Linked DNA regions of Homo sapiens: region 2 is linked to region 1. Evidence: chromatin contacts called from ENCODE Hi-C or POLR2A ChIA-PET data. All regions are on one chromosome and are shown on one strand. The core of a region is the stretch at or near the end of the contact, and the rest is flanking DNA. Distances in the headings are between cores, read along the strand shown.

Region 1 (2,930 bases), core at 1-2,500:
TTCACCTGGAGACGGAGGGGTTGGCTGAAGTTCAGAGGCGGCAACTCCTCAGTAGAACAGGGAGGGAGGACGCCGAGCAGCCTCTGAGCAGGGGCAGCCGGAGGGGCCGTGGGGACTCAAGGTCCCACTTTACCGACTCCCTTCCCCGGGTGGCCTGGGCTGGGACTGCACTCTGGGATCCTTCCCAGGTGGTGTCTGGGCCCCTCCCTCCGTGACCCCCAACACTCAAGTATGGTGGCCCCGATGCCAGAACTCACCCAACCGCTTTCCACGCAGGAAAACAAAGGCCTACTGAGTGCAAAGGGTGGTCCCTGGATTCCGAATGGAAGCAAGTTCCGGGTTCTTCTGGGGTCTTCGGGGACCAGGCCGGGAGGCAGGAGCCCCGCTGCTCACTTCCTCCAGGCCCGCTCAGCCGGCAGGAGCTTCCTCCTCTCTGCGGCAGGGCCCGAGGGGGGTGGATGCCGTGAAAGTGAAGCTGCCACAAACCTCCAGAAAGCTCTGCCCGGAGCCCCAGCGCCCGCCGTGCCGCCTGGGCCCCCGGGGTTCTGCAGGCCACTTAAACTCAATGCTTTCATTTCTCCCCCTCTCCCCGCCTTCCCCAAACCATGCCAGTTTCCCCGCAGGCTGTTCACCTCCAAAATGGCAGCTACATAGGCCAGAGCCTGGGGTCGACCCCCGCAACCCACCACCAGCACCCTGTCAGCCTGGCCTCCACCCTCCATCCCGCACCGCCGTCCTCCCACCTCCACACCCCGCCCCGGGCCAGGCCCCTTCCTCTCCCGGGACCACGCAGGAGACTCCTACCTGGACTCTCGGCTGCAGACTTCCCCACGCCCCCTGCCCGCCCCTGAGCTGAGGCTCCCACAAGCCCTCGGAGGAGTGAGTCACTTCCTGACCCCACTCACTCAAACCCACCAACGGCACCCAATAGCTCTTAAAATAAAATCCAGGCTGTGCGTGGTCTGTCTCTCTCAATCGCGGTTACATACCCGTGTCTAGAACAATGCTTGGCACAAAGTGGGCTCAGTGAATAAATATTGGTGGTGGTTGTTGCCAAGGGGATCGGGAAGGCTTTCCAGAGGAGAATGGGGCCTTGACGGCTGCATAGGAGTTTGCAGTGGAAGAAGAAGGGGTGAGAACGTGGCAGGTGGAGAAAACAGCGTATGCAAAGGCATAGCAGGGTTCGAGAAGGAGAGATCTCAGCACAGTAGATAGAGAAACACTTCAGACCCGAGCTGGTCTCTCAAGCTGGAATCTTCACCATCCGGGCTGAAATGGTGAGTTTCCCTAGCAACAGGTGACTGGGAAGCTATCTACCCTTTCTGACAGGTTAGGCAGAAAGTGGCTAAATCAGGTGGGATGCAGGTGTAAGGAGTGTGTGAGAGCAGGAAAGTAGGGTCGTTTACAAGAAGTTAATAAAAAATGACAAAACTTAGTACTGGTATTGTTGCTAATATTTATGGAGTCATTGGTGATGAAACAAACATAATTTTAAGGGCTTTCATTTTACTGGAAACTTCCTTGTGAGGTAGGTACAATCATCACCCCCATATTACAGAGGAAGACACTGAGGCACATGAGTCAGTCCCTGCCATTCTGAAGTGCCCGTGCTAGACTGGGGCTTGTAACAGGTGGGGAGAGAAGCCACCGTGCAGGACCTATTTTGCTGGGGCGTGTGTAGCAGGCTCAGCCCAGCTCTGGACACAGTGGTTCTGGTGGTGGCTTCTGACTCTGGATCACAGCCACATAGATGTAGCAGCAGTCACAGTCCCAGCAGCAAAGAGACGGTATATTCCCATGTGCTAACTGAAGACTGTTTAATAAAGGGACAGCTGGGGCAGGGTTAAAGGAACCCAGAAGAGACAGTGCTACACCCCAGGCTAGCAACATGGGGAGCTGTTACTTCTTCAAAACCTAGAGGGTGAAGGAGGGAGTGGGTGGCAGAGCCCAGGAACAGAATCACTGAAGCTCTAAGAGGGGCCTCGGGATAGGAGCTGTGGCCTTTGGTAGAGGGACACAGCCAGCTCATGGTGAACCAGCAGAAGGGCACAGCTGGAGGAATCAATGACCAAGCCTCACTCTCCTCCCTCCTGCCAGGGCCTCCCCTGCCCACATCCAGCCAGAAGCCAGAGAAAAGAAGTCCCCTGCTGCGGCCCATAGATGTGAGGAGAGAAAATGGTGGGGAGTGGATCTGCAGAGGTGAACCTAAAGCATTCAACCCAGAAAGCATGCTTCTAGGGCCAGCCTGACTCGGCAGCTTCCTTCAGGAGCCAGCTCTGCAGTATTCTTCCAAGAGTCCTTGCTGGAGGCGCTGCCTCCAGCCTTCCAACAGCTTGAGAATCACACAGCTTCCTATGTTAGATTCCTTTCTCCTCCAAACAACTGAAGAGACTCTAATCATCGGCAACTGAATCCCAATTAACTTCGGATTTGTTACCAGAAACAATTGCAGGCAACACGACCTCCAGGATGGGAACTGGGATTGGTTACTTGTTCTGGTTGATTTAAAGGCAGTGGGGACCTAGTAACTGTTAGAGAATGGAGTTCTAATAGATCGTAGCCTGTGATGGCAAAATAATTACCTGTCATCACTCAGAACGAAGTACCTATTAAATTGTGGCTTTGGCAGAGTTGTGGCTTCCATACGCAATACGAGCACAGGTTATCTAAGGACTGTGGGGTGAGCTTGTTATCATCACACCAAAGAGTTTAAAGCAAGAAAAGGACAGTCCCAGGGCTTTACATTCTCAGCTCAAGGTATGTGCAGAATACAGGGAGTTCTCTGATAGCCCTCAAAGCTATCTCTCATCTCTTGGGGCTGCAGGGCTGATGTAAGAATCAGATGCGAAATCTAATCCTGTATGGTGTGGAGTTACAACAGACTAAATCCACAACTCACAAAGCCTCTTGTGTGTAGAGCATTGTTTAGG
Region 2 (2,819 bases), core at 16-2,515, 150 kb before region 1:
GAAATGTTCATCCTGACTTCCCCAGTCACGGGCCGTCCCCACTTCCCACAAGCCCAGGTTTTCTCGTTCAGCCCCTCAGGACACAGTGCCTCTGAAAGCGTCAGACCAGGCCCAGGCAGGGTCTCTGGTGTACGCGCACGTGTGTGTGTGTGTGTGTGTGTGTGTGTGTGTGTGTGTGTGCGCGCCCCCCACTCTCCACAGCCCTCAAGGGGGTGGGCAGGGTGGTAGACAGAGACAGTGCCAGCAGCAGGCCTGAGCCTCGTGTGCTGTGCTGTGATGGGGAGAGGCCCCAGGAACTGCTGGTGGAGGGGGCTGAAACCGATCTGCTTCCCCATATTCAGATGGGGACACTGAGGCCCAGAGAGGGCTGGGACCGTGTTCAAGGTCACACAGTGAACTGGGGATTCTTGAGGGCCAAGGATGTTCAAGCCTATATTGCAGACATGGTGGACATTGTCCAGAGGCCTTGAGGAGCTTTGGGGAGTCGGGGGTGTGGGGAGGAGTACAAACATTTCCTAGATGATGAAATTTACACTGAAGCCCACCGAGGCACTCCTTTTAGGAAAGGGCTTCAGAATCGCTCCCTGCCTAGCCATCCACAGAAGCAGAAGCTGAGATGAAATGTAAATGCCTCCAGTCCTATATTTTTCGACATCAACCTGAACAGGGCGTTTACATCGACAGCCCATACCCCCCAGCCTGCTCTCCTTCCCCTCCCATCTGGGGCACATACTCCAGTCACCACCCATCTGCCTGCACGCACACCTACCCCAACAGATGTGTGCAAACGGCTGCCTCCAGAAATTAAGAAATAATGCATGAGTTTCCCAAATTACACCCATTTAACACTGAATTAAGTTCTGGAAGCTCTTAACAGAGCCCTGGGAGGGAAAAAAAATTTTTTTTTGGTCACACTTCCCTGGAAAATGAGACAAACCGTGATCTTTGAAAACCCAGCTACATAATCTGATTATTCCTCCCTGGCAAGCCTCAGAGAGATGCCCAGCAGAGGGAGGGGATGGCCGGCTCTGCCGCGGAGGAGAGATTTGCATTGGGAAATTGGACTGGGAAAGTTTGTCTCCCGTGCCAGATTCCGAAGCTCCTCGTTGTCGCCTGATGGGCTCAAAATAAAGTGCCGTTTTCTTAGATATTGGCACAAATTAAAAATAAAGGCAAATTCCTTCCATAATCCAGCGCGAGAATTTCCTCTGAGGCTCCCGGAGCTTGTCACGGAAACGATGGTGATTTGCTTTCACTTTGGGTTCCTTTCCTTTGTCGGGAGAATTGTACGTGTGCAGCTGGATTTACAGACCGAAAGAAATGCATTTAGTGTTCATTCATTCCACATTTCTGGAGCGTCTACCAAGTTCTGGGGCGAGGAGGGGCGATTTGAAACAGGGTCCTTCCCTGGTGAGTTTTGCAGTGTGTTTGTTGGGGGAAGGGAAGGAGAACTAAAGAAAAGCCCCTGAGAGGGGTCAGGGAGGGCTTCCTGGTAGAAGTAAATTTCGGCTTGGGTCTTGATAGGTGTGTAGGAGCGTGCCAAGTAGAAGAAGGCAGAGGGGCATTTCGGGAAGAGGAGCAGCCTGAGGAAATTCTTGGTGTGGGTCTCACACGGATGTGGCTTCTCGTTATGAAGGTTCCTTTGTGACAACCTGGCTGGACATGTGGCTTTTTACAAAGCCCTTTCATATCCATTATTTTCCACTGCCCTTGGGTAGCCCAAGGCAGGCCAAGTTTCCCTAAAGGAGAGAGCTGAGCCCAGAGATGGGAAGCAAGGTGGCCAGAGTCGCAGCCAGGCGGGACTCTGAAACCCAAGGCCCTGGATCTCATGGGCTCTGTGCGGGTTGAGAGCAAATAGAATAAGTTATTCTATAGAAATTCTAAAACTTAAAGAACTACAGACATGAATTCCAAAGTCTAGAAAGGCCCCTTTCTCCCTCCACGGGAACCGAACTCCCTGGCTGCAAGAGGGGCTGGGCTTCAAGACCTGGGTCCCGGTGATGCCCATGCTGGGGCTGCCAGCTCTGAGCCTCGGTCTCTGCGTCCAGAAAATGTGCTGATGGAGCCTCTCTCTGCCCATTTGCAGGAAGCCTGGCATCATCCCAAGTCCCAGAAGGTCCAGGTTCAGCCTTCAGCTCAGTGAGAGTCCAGCAGGGTCTTTTTTTTTTTTTTTCTTTTGAGACGGAGTCTCTCTCTGTCACCCAGGCTGGAGTGCAGTTGCTCAATCTCAGCTCACTGCAACCTCCACCTCCTGGGTTCAAGCGATTCTCTTGCCTCAGCCTCCCTAGTAGCTGGGATTACAGGCGCCCACCACCATGCCCAGCTAATTTTTGTAGTTTTAGTAGAGACAGGGTTTCGCCACGTTGGCCAGGCTGATCTTGAACTCCTGACCTCAGATGATCCACCCACCTTGGCCTCCCAAAGTGCTGGGATTACAGGCATGAGCCACTGCACCCAGCCCTCCAGCAGGGCCTTTGCTGTTTAAATTGTTCAAGCTTCTGGGCGCTGGGCTGGAGTGTGGCAGTGTAGCATCAGCTGGGTGCAGCTGCCTGGAATCTGATCCCTAGGACAGAAAGGCCTTTGGAGAATGAGCCGTGCAGCTGAGATGAGCCCTATCCTCAGGACAACGGGCCAGAGGGAGGCTCCGGGTGCTGATCTCAGGCAGGCTGCCTCCTTCCCCAAGAGCAGCCTGGAATTCCCGAGGCTATGCTGGGATTTCACATAGACAAGTCTCCGCTGCTTGCTCCTCACTTTGTGACCTTGGGCAAGTTATATAACCCCTGGAGCCTCAGTTTCCTTACCTGCAAAATGGGTTATTG

The links. Hi-C counts contacts between places; a loop is a spot of excess contacts on that map. ChIA-PET counts read pairs that join two places held with the same protein, here RNA polymerase II (POLR2A). Pooled maps may share reads with other maps.
Region 2: a map with no recorded cell type shows a loop between it and region 1 (5-fold over the local background). The contact joins the enhancer-like site here to the promoter of PARVG in region 1. A Hi-C loop is called at or near these places in 1 of 168 maps with a recorded cell type or tissue (OCI-LY7), 10 of 37 single-sample maps with no recorded cell type and 8 of 50 pooled maps. POLR2A ChIA-PET finds 5 or more read pairs at or near these places in 1 of 52 experiments (WTC11).

The regions. Positions count from the first base shown.
Region 1 is chr22:44,179,245-44,182,174 of GRCh38, reverse strand. It overlaps PARVG (parvin gamma), which reads right to left and starts at 1,250. Exons shown (of 14, transcript NM_022141.7): 1 at 990-1,250; 2 at 258-433. RefSeq lists enhancers at 1-532, 533-1,263 and silencers at 640-769, 1,940-1,989.
Region 2 is chr22:44,324,602-44,327,420 of GRCh38, reverse strand. It overlaps a transcript of SHISAL1 not described here. Among named protein-coding and RNA genes, the nearest start is that of SHISAL1, 13 kb to the right of the region's middle. Within about 2 kb of position 1,265, at least 3 of the 41 ENCODE cell types and tissues checked have a DNase peak (open chromatin) inside an H3K27ac peak, as active enhancers do.